Regions from separate parts of the Homo sapiens genome. Here region 1 is linked to region 2. A link is a loop called in an ENCODE intact Hi-C map of the cell type or tissue named here. Cell type or tissue: heart left ventricle. All regions are shown on one strand. Links, peaks and the distances in the headings refer to the core of each region. The heading gives the core; the rest is flanking DNA.

Evidence for each region. Peaks named below come from ENCODE experiments on the same cell type or tissue, not always from the same donor. Only the 100,000 strongest peaks of a DNase experiment are listed, where the experiment ranks them.
Region 1: it touches region 2 in a loop (14-fold over the local background); 3 of 110 quality-filtered maps call a loop at or near these places.

The regions. Positions count from the first base shown.
Region 1 is chr2:166,897,005-166,907,319 of GRCh38, reverse strand. It overlaps XIRP2 (xin actin binding repeat containing 2), which reads right to left. Exons shown (of 11, transcript NM_152381.6): 2 at 3,430-3,855. The coding sequence starts at 3,837. Among named protein-coding and RNA genes, the nearest start is that of XIRP2, 14 kb to the right of the region's middle. In heart left ventricle, for the core only: a CTCF peak has its summit at 6,445; no DNase peak of the experiment used is centred there.
Region 2 is chr2:166,623,807-166,634,121 of GRCh38, reverse strand. No RefSeq gene overlaps it. Among named protein-coding and RNA genes, the nearest start is that of SCN7A, 130 kb to the right of the region's middle. RefSeq lists an enhancer at 5,088-5,588. In heart left ventricle, for the core only: a CTCF peak has its summit at 6,087 (motif pointing left); no DNase peak of the experiment used is centred there.

The DNA of each region.
Region 1 (10,315 bases), core at 1,475-9,474, 270 kb before region 2:
AATGGATGTGACATTCTCTCAAAGACCTGTAATTTTGCAACAAATTTTTGTAAATTCTTAAAAACTCTTAAAATTATGTTCTATGTCATTTATTTGAGAGGATGCTTACACGAATTTGTATCTTTGGATTATAGTCTGCCTCATAAGCATGAAAATATTCAGTTTAAATCTTCATTCTAAGTTGTTTTAACATGGTGTTTTAGAAATGACAATAGGTTGTGTTCATTTTGGAAAATTATAAAATGAAAAAATTATTTTAAGAATTTCTCACTGATTTTCTATTGTAATTATGTTAGAATAAATTGTTTTAACAAAGACTCTGAAATAGTGACTGTTTTAGGTATTGATATCTCTTTTTAATGACCTTGCACACTTATAGAAAATAATGTTTGTTTGCTTATTGATGGAGTCTCACTCTGTCACCCAGGATGGAATGCAGTGGTGCAATCATAGCAACCCCTTGCTCATGGGATCAAGGGATCCTCCTGACTCAGACTCCCAAGCCAGCTAGTTTTTAAATATTTGTAGAGACAGGGTTTTGCTATGGGTTGCCTGGGCTGTTCTGGAACCCCTGGCAACAAGTGATTCTCCTGCCTCAGGTTTCCCAAAGTGCTGGGAAAACAGGTGTGAGCCACTGTGCCTGGCCTTTTGAGAAAAACATTAAGAGTCTGTAGATCCCTTTTTCTAGTAATAAATGTTTGTCTGACCAAACTCTCCTTAAACAGACACATTATAATGAATATGTACATTTCCCCTTTGTTTGCTGAAAAATATTTAGATTAAAAACTGTGTACATATACATATACACATACATTATAATGTCTATTGTAATGTACATCTACTTACAAGTAAATATACATACACATACACATATATTATATAAAAATACATTAAAATGTATAGTTATATATGCATGTATGTATACATAATGTATGTGTATATGTGTATGTTTATGTATGTCTATTTACTTGTAAATAGATGTACATATACACGATATTCCATACCTTTAAAAATTCTACAAGCTCTCAATTTACTGCAATTATTTTACAAATTTTATAAACCAAGTGCCTACTACTGAAGGGTTTCCTTCCATAGCAACATTAAAATGTAGTTTATTGTTCCTTATGGTTGAGATGATTTACTAGTTACAAAAGATTTTCCTTATTTGAAATTATTTTCTGTCCTTGCTTTAAGTTTAATAAATATTGAATACCTTTTTCCACATCCCCAATATCTCAGTAGTCTCAAAAAACATAAATGTCAGAGTTATAGAGTAGCCAGAATTTTTTAGATGATTTATGCAAATAAATATTATATCATGACTTTATAATGAAGCACTAAATAATATAAAGTAGTCACATGAGAAAGAAAAAAGCATCTATAAAAACTAATAATTAAGTTGTATGTAATCAATATGCTATGGGGTGAAATATATAATTTTAAATTTGGTTGAACTAGAATTCTTTTTACATGCCTAATAATATAACAAAATACTTCACTTGGAGAAAACAAGTTAATTCCTCATTGAGCTCTCTTTGTTCTTTTTCTCCTCGTCCCCTTTGTTGTAGAATTTATATAGAAAATAAGTTTGCAAACATTCCTAACACTTTTTTTGTGAACTGATTCTAAAAACTATGTGTCTTCTATGGATAAGAAATTTTTAAATCCATCAACCTTGTTTCATACATTTATGGAAATACCATATTATGACATAGAACCTTAGGATATTTAAAACAGTATGTTACATATACTAAACTAATCTCATTTTTACAAGGCAAATGGTGGTTTTAATATATCTGGTTCTTTTCATAATTATTTTTATAGTTACTAGATGGCAAACCACCTATCATGCTGAATATTAGTAATCTCACATTTAAATCAGAAACTCATTAATGTGTTATTATCTTACTGTTGTATATAAGCAGTTGCATCTCATCCAGATGAGAGTAGGTTACATTACATCATTTATATAGACGACTTTTTCTACCTTGGTCATTTCTTTTGTCAGTTATCTTGGGTAAATATTCAAAATTATTACAGTAAAGTCAAGAGGGATTGAATGGAAATTATTTTCTGTGGCTTTACTTTTCTTAATTTACAAAGATAAAAAATAAATGACATTGTAACTATCTTTGTTGTGTACCCCAATCCCTAAACATTCATCTAAAAGATATAAAAGTATAAACAAAAATGATTGCACCTGTGAAATAGAAAAAGAAAATCTTCAAATCAGGGATCAGCAAATGGTTGCATGTTTTAAGAGATTCTGTAGTCTCTACATAACCTCATAAATATAACTTCATATCTCTTATTATCATTAAACAAATTAGAGTTACTTGATTTTCAAGAAGGATGGCTTACTACATATTTCCCAATAAGACAACTGGAAGCAAGAATTAGTAAAATAATTGATTTTCAAAAATATTCTATTTCTGTGATGGCTTCTATGAAGGCTAATTATCCATTAACAAGAATACGACTGTGTACCTTTCTGATAAAACTGTCATTAGGTGAAAACCAAATAAAACAAAAAAACAATCAAACAAACAAAAAAGCGTGGACTTTGCTTTCTAAAGGAAAACCTGAGATCATGTATTAATTCTTTGCAAAATTCAACTATAATTTCTATTATGTACAGGCCCTAATGAGTGAAATAAATTCAAGTAATTCCAGTTGAAATAGTAATTGCTTTTAATTACCGCAAAAGTATAAATGTGGTCTTAGTTAATAATGTTGCTAATCCTGTTTCCTAAATTTGGCTAAATGCCCTCTTTAGCTAATAGACATATTTTATATGTGACATTATAGTACACCATAATCACTGAGGAATGATCATCACCTACCACAAAATATTCCAGACTCTACCCTTAGTGTTTAAAATGTTACCTATAATCTTCATAAGATCCATGTAAAGTAGCAGATTAAGACATTTGTATTTCTAAGGTTAAGTGTCATTCAGCTAGAGAAGTTAATGGCAGGCTTTAGGATTAAAACCTGGATCACTGTGGTTCCAAAGCCTTCATTTATTCCATGTCAGCATCATTACTGATAAATCCTCATGGAGCTTTGGCTAAAAGCAACACCATTTGTTAAATGTTTGAGGCACAAAGAGTGGTTAGAAATTGTTCCTGCCTCTAAGGAATTTACAACGTAGTTGTAGAAATAAGGCACATACATACAGAAACATCAACATAAGAGGGCATATCAATATTGTTTTTATGGAAGAAAAAGGAAGTCAAGTCCACATTGAAGCAGACCTTAGAGAAAATTAATAGGAGAGGATGTCACATTTCACACTGCATTACACATCGGCTTCAGGACATCTGTCTAGAATACTGGCGGGGGGAAAGATTACATGCTTAGTAATAAATGGTAGGCTAGGCAAGGAAGTCATATGTAAACATAGACTCTCAATCAATGGCTCCTTACCTTTCCACCGTACTCAGCTGGTTTGTTTCCACTCTTAGGAGCCTCAAACACACTCCTCAGCTCATCAAGGGCAATGGAAAAGCGTTCAATCCTGCGCCGACTGCTCAGGGAATCCTCCTTCAGCACTTCTGGCCGACCATATTCCCTGGTGTTGTTACTCTTGTCCACAGAATCCTTCTCTTCCGGCTTCGAACTCCACATCTCTTCCCCTGTACTGTAGGGCAGACTTGTGGGATCCAAAGATTGAGGTGCTGATACTACCTCTCCTTCAGGCGCAAGCAATTTGCTTTCCTGAGGCTGGAAAATTGTACAATGGCTGTCCCTGGGATGACACTCACTTCTCTGATAATCACAAGATTCCCATTTCTGCCTCAGGAGGTTGAGGGAGCCCTTCTGCATTGGGAACATGGATGGGTCCAGGTTGTCCTGCAATATCAAGAATCCTTTTATCAGTGATACACTCAGGAGTCTGAGTCATTTTCAGACTCAAAATACTCTAGGAGCACCAGCTCTTGGGGTTTGGGTCTTAGTAAAGAAATCCAGCTTTCCTATACAATTCCACACAATTTCTGGCTCTTCACTTCACCCCACAACGTTATGTAAGTTAAATTAGAATTACACAGATTATGGAGAGGTGTGGTTTGTATAGCCATGGCAGTTTGAATATAAAGAAACAAAAGTGAAGAACACACAATTTTCTTCCATTTTCCTTTTATCGAAAATCAGCCAACAGTTATTTAAAATATAAAATTTGAACAGTGTTACTTCATTGTTTAGTATATTCTAAGAAAAGGGCAACTTAAAAAGTCTAACAAGAAAGCAAAATGGTTCATTTCCTGCCTGTAACAGTTCAAAATTTCCTTTGGAATTATTGGTTTCTGTTAAAGTCTTACTTCAGAAGTAGTAGACTAATAGCTAATAGTTATTAAGTTTTTGTTGTCAGGCAAAACACTTTGATAATGACTTTACATGTATACCTCATTTTAATCTTAACATTATCACAAAGAGTTAGTTGCTACTATTATTACTATTTTGCAGGTAAGAAAATTAAATAGTAATTTGCCCAGGATTCTGAGTGACAAAGCCTGGATTTGAAATACATCTGTGGAACTCCAGGATCTGCCCTCTTAACCAGTGGAGTTTATCTTTTGTACTTTGAGTTTTCAATTCTCATCTCATTGTGAGACTGACTGGAATTTCACCTTGTTTTAGAGAGTTTTGTGGTACGATAAGGAAGAAAAAAAATGGCAAAGTGTACTCTTACCAGAAACACAAACACACACACACACACACAAATCATGGGCAGCAAGAATTATATGCTAGCACTAATTTTTGCCACAGAAATAGCTACTTCCTGTTCTAACCCAAAATAAATTTTGTTTTTGAAGGATCAGGCATTTTCCTGGAAAAGTATCAGCACAGTGGGTCTGGTAAACAATACATCAGATGAAGGCTTAGAAAGTGTCTCAGAAGGTCACCTAACACAATAGCTCCAAATTTCTTTGACTACCAGCCACATTATGAATAATATCTTATGCACGGGGACTCAATGCACACATTAGATTAATAAATGTATATATACAAGAAACAAACTTTGTGTTCATTAAACAATAGTTTCCCTAATTATGTGAACTGCCTGGTGATATTTTCTACTCCGAACTCCTTCACTTTTAAAGATAATGTGTGCTGCCCACTAAATTGATGTAATGATGTACTAATGTTTCATGGACTGCTGGATAGCTCCATACTTACAGCAGAAGTTCAGTCCCAGGTTGGGTTTTACTAACCGTGTGACCTTGAAAAATCTTCACTGGTAAAATATACATCATGGCTTTATTTTGAGAAATAAATTTGATGATGCGTATAAAACTTCTAGTGTGTATTCAACACCCCAATAACTGTTAAATCCACTCCCAGCTCTATCTCTGGCTAAAACATCATTTCAATCACTCAAATATTGATACTATACCTCAGCCTCCTAGATGCGAGTGCTTGGAAGACGAAAGGTGGGTATTTTAAGACACAAAGCCATAGACTGAACAGTCAGGAAAATTTGGCCTTAATAATATTGCCAATTGGTAAGTTTGAATTAGTCACTTATTATAAAAAATCTCAATAAAACAGTAGATCAAAGAAGATCTGAATACCTGTTTGGAAAACTGATCAGCATATGTTGAGAATTTAAACAACATATGCTGTTAATGTCTGTGTCTCATATGTGGACGACAGAAAAGACCACATTAACATGGGAATGGTTGAGACGCTGTCACAGCTGGTAGGAGTGACCTCATGAGGTTATTTAATGAAAGAATTGTTTTGGAGCCAACCACACATAGTTGGAAAGGGAAAGCTGAGAGGCAGAAAAACTGGCAAGTTGAGGAGGAAAGCCATTTTCTCCTGTAGAAAAGGAAATCCTAATAATTGAAACTGATTTGGAACATCTGTTTCTGGATCAAGTTGGAATAGACATACTTCTTTCTCTCAATTTCTCCTACTAAATACAGCTAAAACCCCTAGAAATTGGACACATGAAATAAACATGAGGACTTTGAAAAGCAGAGAGAAGGCGAACTGCCTAGGAACCTTGGGACCTGAGGAACAATAAGGCGGTGAATTCCCAGGATTTCTTTTTGCTTCATATATAAAGAACTGGTGGTGGGAAGAAGCAGTAACTCAGAAAGTCCTAGAGGGGAAGAAAATGAAATTTCCCCAGGAAAACCTGCTTTCTCTAGCCAAATAAGCTGAAAAGTGTCAGCCTAGAAAGACAGGACACTTCTAGGCCATAAGTACCATACTCCAGGCAAACAACATGAAAAACCACAACTAAACCCTTACTCCCATCAGCAAAGGCTGAGTGGTGAGTGTAAGTTTCTGGCTTTTTGCCCTTTGCTGTCTCTCTCTCCAACTACTTTCATATTAGAGAAGACCAAGTGTGGGGCCAGGATTTTTGTTCCCACTTGATGGTGACGGGGCTCCTCTAGATGTCAGTGGAAGCCATGTGAAGATCCTGTACTTCTACCCCACCTAGCGGTATCAAGATCTTCTCCTCTTCCCTTTGTGTGTCAGAGGACAGAGCTGGTAACTAGAACTTTCTTCATCATCCACTGGTATTGAGGGCTTCCTTCTGGCAATGATGTCAGTGAAGGCTACAAGGAGAGCAATAAAGAGGGGCCTCCCAACTTTCCAGCCAGCAGGGGTGATGGCATTGGAGGAATAATGGGGAGCCCAGTATCCCACCTTCACAAAACAGTCATTGAACACCCTTCTTCAGGGAGTCAAAGGTCAGAAATACATAAGTAATATGCAGAGTTTTACAACATAAATGACAAAATGTCCAAGATACACTTGAAAATCATTCATATTAAGAGCCACCAAAGACCTAAACCAAAGCAGAAAACAATCAACAGACACCAACACTGACATGATACAGGTGTTGCAATTATCTCACAAGAATTTTTAAGTAGCCATTACAGAATTGCATTAGTGAAGAATCACAAACATGCTTAAAAAAAAGTGAAAAAGTGGAAAGCCTTAGCAAACAAATAGAAGACGCAAAGAAGAAACGAATTAAAATTCTAGAATTGAGGTAGAAATAACGAACATTTAAAAACTCATTGAATGGACTTAGCAAAATGAAAAGGGCAAAAGGAAAGGATCAGTGAATTTGAAGATACGATGATAGAAAGTATCAAATCTGAACAAAACATAGAATATAAAGTGAAAAAAGAATAGAAACTAAGAGACAAGTTGGACTATAAAAAAGATCTAAAATTCATGCCATTGGATTTCCAGAAAAAGAGAAAGACAGTGGGGCTTAAAAAATAGTCCAAAAAATTCATGGATAAATTTTTTCCAAATTTGGCAAAAGATAACCACCAACACACATCATAATCTAATTTCAGGAAACAAAATTAAAAAAAAAATCCTGGTAGTCGCTACTCCCAGTTTTATTCCAATTGTAGAAGGTGGGAAACAAAGACAATAGTACCAGCATTCACGTTGCGCGGTGGCATAGGACGGTAATGCACTGTGCTGCAAAATTCACCATTACCAATAAGCAACATACCTGTGTCAGTTTTCAATCTATTGCCTCTCAGTTCCAAAAAGCAGTAAGAAAGAAGTGACACCTTGCTTATACAGAAAGAACAATGTGAATGACAGCAAATTTCTCATCAGAAACCATGAAGACCAGAAGGCAAGAGCACAATATGTTTCAAGTGTTAAAAGAAACTAACTGCCAACTCCAAATTCTTTGTCTAACAAAATGATCTTTCAATAACGAAGAAAAAATAAACACATTCTCAGACAAAGGAAAACTAAGAATAATTTGTTGCTGGTAAACCTATACTAAAAAATTGGCTAGGGGGTATTCTTGAATGACAAAGGAAATGATGAAAGAAGGAATCTTGAAATATCAGGAAGGAAGAAAGAATAGAAAGAGGAAAATCATGAAGAAATAATAGTATACATTCTATTTTTCTCCTTTTGTATTTTCTAAATTATGATTGAAGGTTGAAGCTAGGGGTATAATGTCTGATATTCTCAATATGTGTGGAGAAGTTAACCAACACAATTATATTATAAACTAGGTAGGGAAAAGGGATAAAGGAGGTAAAGTTTCTATACTTCATTCAAACTGTAAAATGCTAATACCAATAGACTGTGATAAGCTTTATGTGTATAACATGTATTTAGGGGAACTAATAAAAATCCATCATACTTGAGATGTGTTACAAAACACTATAGCTAAATCAAAATGTGTTCTAAGAAATATTTAAGTAACTCATAGAAAGACATGAAAAATGAAAGAGAGAAACACACAACAGAGGGAACGGAGAAGACAAACTTAAATTTCAGACTTGAGCCCCATAATTTCAAATATTACATAAAATGTAAATGCCCAAGGCATAAAAATGAAAAGACAGAGATTGTGGGGTGGATTAAAAACATTATTCAGCTATCCATGTAAGGGTGCTATTCTAAGTGAAAAAAGCCAATCTCAAAAGGTCACATACGATAAAAGTACCGTTTCAATAACATTCTTGAAATGACAAAATTACAAATGTGCAGAACAGATTAGTGGTTCTCAGGGATTGTGAATGGATGGGACGTGTTGGGGTGGGCTTCACTATAAAGGGGTAACACAGGGAGATCTGTGTGGTAGTAGGAAACTTCTGTGTCTTGATTGCTGTGGTGGTTACAGGAATCTGCATAGGTGATAAGTGGCACAGTACTATTAGTGTATATGGCGTCGATTTCAATTTCCTGATTTTTATAATGTACTATAGTTATGTAAGATGGAATTACTGAAGGAAACTAGATAAATCATACAAAAGATCTCTCTGTACTATCTTTGCTATGTCCAATGAATCTATAATTATTTCAAAATAAAATGTTAAAAACTAAATGGATAAAAAAGTGATTAGGTAGTCACTACTCCAAGTTTTACTCCAATTGTAGGAGAAGGTGGGAAACAGACAGCAGTACCAGCATTCACACTGTGCAGTGGCATAGGATGGCAATGCATTCTGTTGCAAGATCCACTATTATGAATCAGCAACATACCTGTGTGAGTTTTTAATCTACGACCTCTCAGTTCCAATGCACCCTTCAACATATGTTCCTTGATAAATAGCTGAATCCCTTTAAGCACTTCTAATTTAATGTGAGCACAATGTTTAGCTTTCTCAGCAAACACTGGAGGGACATTGCAAGAGGAAGAGTCTTCCTGAAATTTCCTACCTGGGCTGGGTATCAGCAGTCATGAGCATGAGAACACTGTGGAGCCTGTTCAACTATAGCCATAGAATGATCTTATAGCCTGGGCCAGGAAATAACTTCTCTACAGCTCTCTTCTCATGGAAACAAACCATACAGCTGCCTGTGGTCTGGAGGGTCACATAGGGAGCAGTTGTTGATTCTATAAGCCCCTGAGTATCCTGCATGCCACCTGCATGTGTCCTAAGAGATAAACTCAGATCTGCTTCTCTCTCTGCAAGCCCCTGCATAGCCCATGTGCTTTGAAAGTCTATTGCCTAGAGAGGTGTTCCAACCCCCACTGCATGGCCTTGCCACCAGCTGCTGATTATCTGCTTGGCCTGCCTCTGAAAGGTGGTCTATTGCTAGTCTGGAAACTCTGGGTCAGCTCTAGCCTGGCTAAACCAAAAAGCTTCCTGCTCTCCCATGGGCTGAACCACACCTTCTCCATGAAAGTCTGGATCCTTTGCCAGTTTGTCATTCCTTGGTGGCTCTCCCTCAGCCTGAGGCTAGTGAATTGACTTTCTTTGTAGCTAATACCTATTCTTCTATCATAGTTGTTAATTCTTTATATTAACTTATTTTGTTTAACTTACGTGTGGCTTCTTTTTCCTGATTGGACCCCGACTGCTACAATACTTTTGCATAATGAGATGTCTGCTCTCTAATTCCAACAGTAGGTCACGGTGATATGTTTTCAGTATTGTCGATGGTGACGCATGCCACCATTCCCTCTATTACCAACAGTTTTGCCATGGGACATGAGATTACAGAAACCCTTCTTCCCATATTCCCTGATCAGGGAATGACAGCAACAGGGCAGTAGGCACACTTCCGTAGGGCCACTGAGTGCTAGTCTTGCAGAATGTTTTTCAGAAACAGTGCAGAAAGAATTACATGGAAAAATAAGTTTAAGAAGCCTAATAGATATCCCATTCTGGGAGAATTACAACATGCACACCCTTATTAAATGCTTTGAAAAGTCTTTCAGAAAGAAAGAAGTACAAGGACAGTAGTGTGTTGCTTAATGTTCTGAGCAATGTATTGTTTGTCAATTTCATCATTGTGAGAAGATCACAGAGTGTACTTACACAAACCTAGAGGGTATAGCTTAAGGGTATAGCTTACT
Region 2 (10,315 bases), core at 1,102-9,101:
GACATGCTTTATCTACTCCCAAATTCTTTGATATTTTTTTCTTTGTCTTTTCTCAAATCATTTACTCAAAGCCAGATTAAGATGTCAGAGGCCTTCGACACCTAAATTTATGATGCCCCCCCACTCCAACAAATGTAAAAACAGTTGCACCATAAAATACAGAAGCATTAAAACTGAACCACAATAATTATTTAGCAGTCTCTTCCATTTCTTTTGTATATTTGAACTTTACTTCCTCCTGGACCTCCACCTAGGCTCTTCATTTTACATGATGATAGACAAGAGAATAACAAAGAGAATTAAGAAAAATAAAAGGGAGAAAAAAGGGGGATCCCAATGATCAATTAGGAATATATATCTACCATCGATGTTTTAAATTGTCTTTTTACCAACAACATAAATAAATTGAATCTAATTTGGTTGTTACTGCTTTTGTTTTGTTTTCACCTTGTTCATGGATTTTATTGCTTTCACACTACTTAACTGGTCTTGTTACCTTGCCTGTTTTTTTTCCCCTTGGTATACTTATCCTCTACGGTGATTTTTTAAAGCATGATCCTCAGACCAGCAGTATGAGTATCACTGGGGAACTTGTTAGAAATGCAAATTCTTATGCTCTGCCTCAGACTTAGAACCAGAAACTTTGGGAGAAGAGGGTGTCTTGCAATCTGGTCTCAAAAAGATCTACAGGAGATTCTGACATACACTAAAATTTGAGAACCACTGCTCTATACATCTTTTTGAGCGACTTTTGTAAAAGCAAAATTTTCACCATGCTCCTGATCCTCTGCTTAAAGTACTTACACAAAGCATTTTTCTGGAGGGAGGTGGAGCTCCTGAATAGAAGCTTCCACCAATTGTCTTCCTGGATCTCTAAATTTAACAGCTATCCGCACAGAAAAGCACCTTCATAAGAGCCAAAAATCAGGCGATTTACAATACCTGGTTTTAACTTCATACTGCTAAAAGAGGCACTGAAGGGAATAGGAAAGACAGTTTTGACTTGCTGATACATCTCCTCCCCAATCCCCCAATAGTAGCTACATGTGGAAGAAGAATCTGTGTGCTCGAGGAAGGGAGAGCCCAGCAATTCTGGGACTTTGCATTGGAACTCAGTGCTGCCCTGTCATAGCAGAAAGCAACACTGGGAACAAATCAGCCCATGGCCTTCAAGGGGGAACTTAGATGAGCCAGCAGGGAATTGCCCATCCCAGTGGTCAGAACTTGAGTTTTCTCATGCCTCACCAGCGAAGGCTAATGCGCTATGAGGTCCTAAATAAACTTAAAAGGCAGTCTAGACCACAAGGACTGCAATTCCTGGGCAAGACCTATTGCTGTTCTGGGCTTGGAGCCAGTGGACTTGGAGGCATGTGACCTAATAAGAAACCAGCCAGCGCAGCTAAGGGACTGCTTGCAACACCCCTCCCCCCAGCCCCAGTCAGTGCAGCTTGCAGCTCCAAAAGAGAACCTTTCTTTCCACTTGAGGAGAAGAAAGAAGAATAAAGAGGACTTTGTCTTGCAGTTTGTATACCAGCTTATCCATAGTAGGATAGGGTACTGGGCAGAGTTGTGAGGCCCTAGATCTGAGATGATATTTCTAGACACATGCTCGGCCAGAAGGGAACTCACTGACTTGCAGGGAAAAATACAGTCTGGGCAGGATTCATCATCTGCTGAGTAAAGAGCCCTTGGGCCCTGCAAAATCAGCAACAGAACCAGGTAGTACATGCTGTGGGACTTGGGTGAGACTCAGACATGCTGGCTTCAGGTGTGACCCAGCACAGAGCTATGGTAGAATATGAGGAGAGACTTCTGCTTGAGAAAAGCAGAGGAAAGAGTAAATGGGACTTTGTCTTGCTGATTAGGTACCAGTGAGGCCACAGTGGACTAGACTAGTAAATGGACTCTTGCGGTCCCCAATTCCAGCCCTTGGTTCTTGGACAGCCAGAAGGGAGCCCACTGCTCTGAAGGGTGAGTCCCAGGCTTGGCAGCATTCATGACAAGCTGACTAAAAAGCCCTTGGGCCTGAAGTAAATATCAGTGATAGGCTGGCAGTACTCCCTATGGGCCTGTGGTGGGGATAAACATGGAGACAGACTCCTCTGCCTGGGGAAAGGGGAGGGAAGAATGGGAAGGACTTTGTCTTGTGGTTTGGGTGCCAGCTCAGCTGCAGTAGAATAGAGTACCAGGTAGATTTCTAAGGTTTCTGACTCCAGACTCTGGCTCCCAGATAATATCTGCGGATCCATCTGGGGCCTAGGGAAATTTGTTGCCCTGAAGGGAAGGATATATGCCTGGCTGGCTTTGTGACCTGCAATTGTACTGCCCTAGGTCCTAGAGCAAACATAGGCAGTAGCCAGGTAATAGATAGAGCAGGCCTTGGGTAAGACAGAGTACTGCAATGGCTTCATGTCTGGCCTGGCATAGTTCCAGTGATGGTGGCCACAGGGATGCTTAGGTTACCTCTCCCTCAGCTCCAGGCATCTCAGCACACACAGAGAGAGAGATATTCACTGGAACAAAATAAGGAAAGAGAGGAATCTCTGCCTGGTTCTCCAGAGAATTCTTGCAGATCTTATCCAAGACCACCAAAAAGGTATTTTTATGAGTCCACAAGAACCACATTGTTAGTGGGCTTGGGGTGCCCCCTAATGCAGATAAAGCTGCAGTGATATGAAGCTTCCATCAGAACACCCAAGTTCTTTTGAATACCAGGAAAACCTTTCCAAGAAGGACAAGTACAAACAAGCTCAGACTGCAAAAACTACGATAAACACCTATATCTTCAATGCCCAGACACCAACAGACATCCTCAGCATCAAGACCTCCAAGAAAACATGAACTTACCAAATGAACTAAATAAGGCACCAGTGACTGATCCTGGAGAGACAGAGCTATGTGACCTTCCAAACGGAGAATTCAAAATAGCTGAAACTCAAGGAAATTTATGATAACAAAGAGAAGGAATTCAGAATCTTACCAGATAAATTTTACAAAGAAATTGAAATAATTAAAAACAAGCAGAAATTCTCAAACTGAAAAATATAATGGACATATTGAAGAATGAATCAGAGTCTCTTAAGAGCAGAATTGATTAAGCAGAAGAAAGAATTAGTGAGCTTGAAAACAGTCTATTTAAAAATACACAGAGAAGACAAAAGAAAAAGAGTTAAAAAGAATGAAGCACACTTACTAGATCTAGAAAATAGCCTCAAAAGGGTAAATCTAAGAGTTATTGGCATTAAAAAAAAGATAAAGGAGTAGAAAGTTTACTCAAAGGGATAATAGCAGAGAATTTCCCAAACCTAGAGAAAGATATCAATAGGCAAGTACAAGAAGGTTATAAAACACAAAGGAGATTTAACCCAAAGAATACTATCTCAAGGCATTTAATAATCAAACTCCCAAAAGGCAAGGATAAAGAAAGGATCCTAAAAGTAAAAAAAGAAAAGAAACAACATACAATGGAACTCCACTACATCTTGCAGCAGACTTTTCAGTGGAAATGATACAGGCTATGAGAGAGTGGCATGACATACTTAAAGTCCTGAAGGAACAAACTTTTACCCTAGAATAGTATAGCCAGTGGGGGTTTGGCAGGGGAAGGAGAATCCCTCAGATCTGAAGGAGAAATAAAGACTTTCCAAAAGCTGAGGGATTTCATCAATACCAGGCCTATCCTATCAAATGCTAAAAGGAGTTATTTGATCAGGAAGAAAAGGACTTTAATGAGGAATTAGTAAGTATAAAAACAAACAGAACATTATTAAACTGTATTTATGGTGTTTGAGCTACCTGTATCTTAAGTAGAAAGACAAAAAGATGAACTGATAAGGAATAAAAACTACAATAACTTTTTAAGACATAGACAGTACATTAAGATATACATAGAAACAACGAAAGTTAAAAAGTGGGGGAATGAAGTTAAAGTGTAGAGTTTTTATTAGTTTATTTTTCCATGTTTGTTAGTTTATGTAATCAGTGTTGTCATCAGTTTAAAATAATGAATTATAAGATATTATTTGCAAGCCTTATGGTAACCTCAAATCTAAACACATATAACAGATAAACGAAAAATAAAAAGCAAGGAATTAAACCATAACACCACAGAAAATTACCTTCACTAAAAATGACAAGAAAGAAAGAAGGAAAAGAAGACCACAAAACAACTAGAAAACAAATAACAAAATGGCAGGAGTAAGTCTCTATTTATTAATAATGTCATTGAATGTAAATGGACTAAGCCCTCCAATGTAGGGAAATAGTGGCTGAATGGATAAAAAAACAAGACCCAACAATTTGTTGTCTACAAGAAACATACAACCTATGGAGGCACACATTAACTGAAAATAAAAGGATAGAAAAAATATTCTATGCAAATGGGTGCAGGAAAAGAGTAGTACTAGCTATACCTTATATTACACAAAATAGATGTCAAAACAAAACCTATAGGAGATGAAGGTCATTATATAATGATAAGTCAATTCAGCAAGAGGATATAATAATTGTAAATATATATGCATCCAACACTGAAGCACCCGGATGTATAAAGCAGATATTATTAGAGCTAAAGAAAGAGATGGACCTCAATATAATAATAGCTGGAGACTTTAACACTCCACTTTCAGCATTGAACAGATCAGCCAGACAGAAAATAAACACAGAAACATCAGACTTAATCTGCACAATAGACCAAATGGACCTAATAGATGTTCACAGAACATTTCATACAATGGCTGCAGAATATACATCTTTTCCTCAGCACAATAATCACTCATAGCATTCATTATTGTTGCCTACAGGTTCTGGAGAGGTGACTAGGGACTGGCACAGACCTTTAGCACAGTGCAGTCACCCGATGGAAAAGGGGCCAAATTGCCTTCCATACAGTTTCCTGTCCTCACATCTCACGGGCAGGGCCACCCAACCTGGGACTCCAGCACAACCACTCTGCTACCAACTGATCACTTCAATCAGAGGCAGCTCCACATTTCTCTAAGGAGGAAATCCTAGAGTCAACCCACAACTCCCCTGCCACTGCAGCTGCAGTGGTACTGCCATAACTGCCCTCAAGCTGTGGAAGAAACAAAGAACCTAGTCACTAGCACCTCCAGCACACAGCAACCACCATACAGAGACCAATACAGTCCCTCTACCCTGGGAATGCCCATCCCCCACTCTTTATCAAGCAGGAATCCTGGTTCAGAACCACAGAACAGCTACCCCACCCACAGCTGAGCATACCCAATGGTAGTGATTCTGAGTTTCCCTGGGGAGAGGCTCCCAGAGGCAATCAGTAGCCCCTCTGCCACTGCCACAGCAGCAGTTTTGCCCCTGCTGCCCTCAGTCTGGGGAAGAAATAAAGAGCCTGAGGGCTACACCAAGCATACAGCATGCCACAGTCACCATAAAGAGGAGAGACCAGTTTTTCTTCCTGGAGCCGTCAAGCCCCACCCCCCTTATCAAGCTGACCTCCCAGCTCAGGCTAGCAGTGCAGCTGCCCTGCCCTCTAGCTGAATACTTTCAGTACCAGTGACTGTGTTTCTTGGAGGTGGAGCTCCAAGGGGCAACTGAAAGCCCCTTGGCCACTGCCTCTGCAGTGGTACTGCCCCTGCTTCCCTCCCACTGGGCAAAGAACCAAGACTCTAAGTTCCTTATCCACCCTTCCAGCAAGCTGCAGTTTCCCTAAGGAAAAAAGGCCTGTCTCTCACAGGTCCCACCCCACTGCCCATTACCAGGCACCTGCTCCCCACTACCTAGCTGGGACCCACAGTGCAGCCCACCATCCCAGGCCAATCATACTGACTGATTGCAGCTCTGCATCTTTCTGGGGCACAACCACTGCTAAAGCCCCTTCCTGTGCTGCCTCCAATTTGGGGAGGGAACAGAAACCCTGACATCACCTCACAACTGCGCTGTGTAGCCCAGGAGTACTAAAGTAGTAATCTGCAGCCAGCACTCAAGTGGGGGAGTAGCCCACACATTCAGACCTTTAAGAGAGAGCAGAAGTGCAACTGTGAGGAAATACAGAAGAGCCATATAACTGAGCAAGAGCCTATCTACTGACCATTATGCTTAAGTGCCACCTACTGGATCACACCCCACAACTTCAACACCAAAAATACTTCACTAACACAGTTCTCAGTGAAACCAATGACAAGAAGTCAGCTACAAATAAAGACTTTGCATAAAGCCTCAGGCCTCTGAAAACATCCGCAAAAGAAGCCTACTCACTGTACCTGATTTACACTGCAGTTAAACGAACACCCAAACATGCAGAAGAGAAAAAAACAATACAAAAACTCAAAAGGCCAGACTTCTTCTGTCCTCCAAATGACTACATCAGTTCTCCAGAAAGGGTTGCTAACCAGGCAGATATAGCTAAAATGACAGAAATAGAATTCAGAATATGGATAGAAATAAAGATCAGTGAGATTCAAGAGTACATCCAAAACCAATCCAAAGAATCTATGAATCACAATAAAATGATACAGCAGCTGACAAACAAAATAGCTACTATAAAAAAACTAACAGACCTGATAGAGCTAAAAAATACACTACAAAAATTTCCTAATGCAATCACAAGTATTAATAGCAGAATAGACCATGCAGAGGAAAGTATCTCAGAGCTTGAGGACTGGATTTCTGAAATAATACAGTCAGACACAAAGAAAAAAAAGAATGAATAGAAATGAACAAAACCTCCAAGAAATATGGGATTCTGTAAAAAGGCCAAATCTACAAATTATTGGTGTCCTTGAAAGAGATGGGGAGAAAGCAAGCAACTTGAAAAATGTATCTGAGGATATCGTTCATGAGAACATTCTCAAGAGTTTTCTAGTTCACTGGAAAGACTAACATTCAAATTCAGATAATACAGAGAACCCCTGCAAGACACTATGCAAGATCATCCTCAAGACACATAATCTTCATATTCTCCAAGGTCAAAATAAAAGAAAAAGTGTTAAAGGCAGCTAGAGAGAAAGGGCAGGTTACCTACAAAGGGCGTACCCATCAGGCTAACAGCAGAACTTTCAGCAGAAACTCTATATGCCAGAAGACACTGGGGGCTATATTCAACATCCTAAAAGAAAAAAAATTCAAAAAAAAAAAAACCAGACTTTAAACCAACAAAGATAAAAAAATACAAAGAAAGTTGTTACATAATGGTAAAGAGTTCAATTAAACAAGAAGACCTAACTATCCTAAATATATATGTACCCAACACAGGAGCACCCAGATTCATAAAGAAAGTCCTTCATGATCTATGAAGAGATATAGATTCCCACATAATAATAGTAGGAGACTTCAACACCACACTGATAGTATTAGATAGATAATGAGAACAAAGATACAACATACAAGAATCTCCAGGGCACGGCTAAGATAGTTTTAAGAGGGAAATTTATAGCACTAAATGCCCATATCAAAAAATTAGAAAGATCTCAAATTAGCAACCTAACACCACAAATAGAAGAACTAGAGAAACAGAAGCAAAGCAAGCCAAAAGGTAGCAGATGACAATAAATAACCAAGAACAGAGCTGAACTGAAGGAGATCGAGCCATGAAAAATGCTAGAAAATATCAACAAATCTAAAATTTGTTTTTTTTTTCAAAAAATTAATAAGATTGATAGGCTGCTAGCTAGACTAATAAAGAAAAAAAGAAAGAAGATCCAAATAAACAAAGTTAGAAATGACAAATGGGAAATTACCACTGACCCCAAAGAAATACAAATATCCACCACAGACTACTATAAATACCTCCATGCACACAAACTAGAAAATCTAGAAGAAATGAATAAATTCCTGCATGCATACACCCTCTGAAGACTGAACCAGGAAGAAATTGAATCCCTGAACAGACCAGTAACAAGCTCTGAAATTGAATAAATAATAAACAGCCTATCAAACAACCAAAAAAAAAAAAAAAAAAAGTCCAGGACCAGATAGATTCACAGCCATATTCTACTAGAGGTACAAAGAAGAGCTGGTACCATTCCTATTGAAACAATGCCAAAAAATGCAAGAGGAAAGACTCCTTCCCAACTCATTCTATCTGGCCAGCATCATCCTGATATCAAAACCTGGCAGATACACAACCAAAAAAGAAAACTTCAGTCCAATAATCTTGATGAATACAGATGCAAAAATACTTAAGAAATACTGGTAAATCAAATCCAGCAGCACATCCAAAAGCTTATCTATCACAATTGAATAGGCTTTATTTCTGGGATGCAAGTCTGGTTCAACATGCACAAACCCATAAATGTGATTCATTATGTAAACAGAACTAAATACAAAAACCACATGATTATATCAATAGATTCAAAAGAGGTGCTTAATAAAATTCACATTCCTTGCTGTTAAAATCCCTCAAGAAACTAGGTATTGAAGGAACCACTTCAAAATAATAAGAGTCGTCTATGAAAAACTCACAGCCAACATCATAATGAATGGGTAAAACCTGAAAGCATTACCCCTTGAAAACTAGAACAAGATAAAGATGCCTTCTTTCACCACTCATATTCAACACAGTATTGGAAATCCTGGCCAGAGCAATTAGGCAAGAGAAAGAAATTAAAGATATCCATGAGAGGAAGTCAAACTATCCGTGTTTGCACACAACATGATTCTATGTCTAGGAAACACCATAGTCTCTGCCCAAGAGATGCTTGAGCTGATAAACAACTTCCGCAGAGTTTCCAAATACAAAATCAATGTGCAAAAACACTAGAATTTCTACACACCAACAATATCCTGGCTGAGTGCCATATCAGGAAAGCAATCTCATTCACAATTGCCACAAAAAGAACAAAATACCTAGGAATACAGCTAACCAGGGAAGTGAAAAATCTCTACACTGAGAATTACAAGACATTGATTAAAGAAATAAGAGATGACACAAACAAATGGAAAAACATTCTGTGTTCATGGATAGGAAGAGTAATATTGGTAAAATGCCCATATGGCCCAAAGCAACTTAGAGATTCAATGCTATTCCTATCTAACTACCCAATTACATTCTTACAGAACCAGAAGAAAAACTATTCAAAAATTTATATGAAACCAGAAAAAGAACGTGAGTAGCCAAGGCAAGCCTAAGCAAAAAGAACCATGCTGGAGCCGTTATGTTACCTGACTTCAAACTATACTACAGGGCTACAGTAATCAACACAGCATGGTACTGGTACAAAAACAGACACATAGAACAATGGACCAGAACAGAGATGCTAGTAATAAGGTTGCACACCTACAACCATTTGATCTTCAACAAAGTTGACAAAAACAAGCAAGGGGGAAAGAATTCTCTAGTCAGTAAATGGTGTTGGGATAACTGGGTAGCCATATGCAGTAGATTGAAACTGGACCCTTTCCTTATACCATATATGAAAATCAGCTCAAGACACGTTAAAGACTTCAGTGTAAAACCAAAAACTATGAAAGCCCTGAAAGATAACCTAGGGAATATTATACTGGACATAGGAACTCACAAATATTTCAGGACAAAGATGCTAAAAACAATTGCAACAAAACCAAAAATTGACTATTGGGATCTAATAAAACTAAAGACTTCTGCACAAGGGGAAAAAAAACTATCAACAGGGAAAATAGACAAATGGAAGAATGGGAGAAAATTTTTGCAAGCTATGTATCTGTCAGAGATATAATATCCAGCATCTATAAGGAACTTAAACAAATTTACAAGAAATAAAACCAAACAACTCCTTTAAAAAGTAAGCAAATAGCATCAACAGACACTTTTCAAAAGAAGACATACATGCAGCCAACAAGCATATGAAAAAATGCTCAACATCACTAATCATGAGAGAAATGCAAATCAAAATTACAATGAGGTACTCATCTCACACCAGTTAAAGTGGCTATTTATAAAAAGTCAAAAAATAACAGATGCTGTGAGGTTATGAAGAAAAGGGAAGGCTTATACGCTGCTAATAGGAAAGTAAATTAGTTCAACCATGGTGGAAAGCTGTGTGGCAATTTCTCAAAGAGCTAGAAACAGGACTACCATTCAACCCAGCAACCCCATTAATGGGTATATGCCCAAAGGAATATAGATTGCTCTACCATAAAGACACATGCACACATAAGTACTTTGCAGCACTACTCACAATAGCAAAGACATGGAATCAAATTAAATGCCCATCAGTAATAGACTGGGTAAAAAAATGTGGTATATATACACAATGGAATAGTATACATTCATAAAAAAGGAATGAGCTTATGTCATTTGCAAGAATGTGCATGGAGCTGGCAGCCATTATCTTTAGCAAACTAATGCAGGAACAGAAAA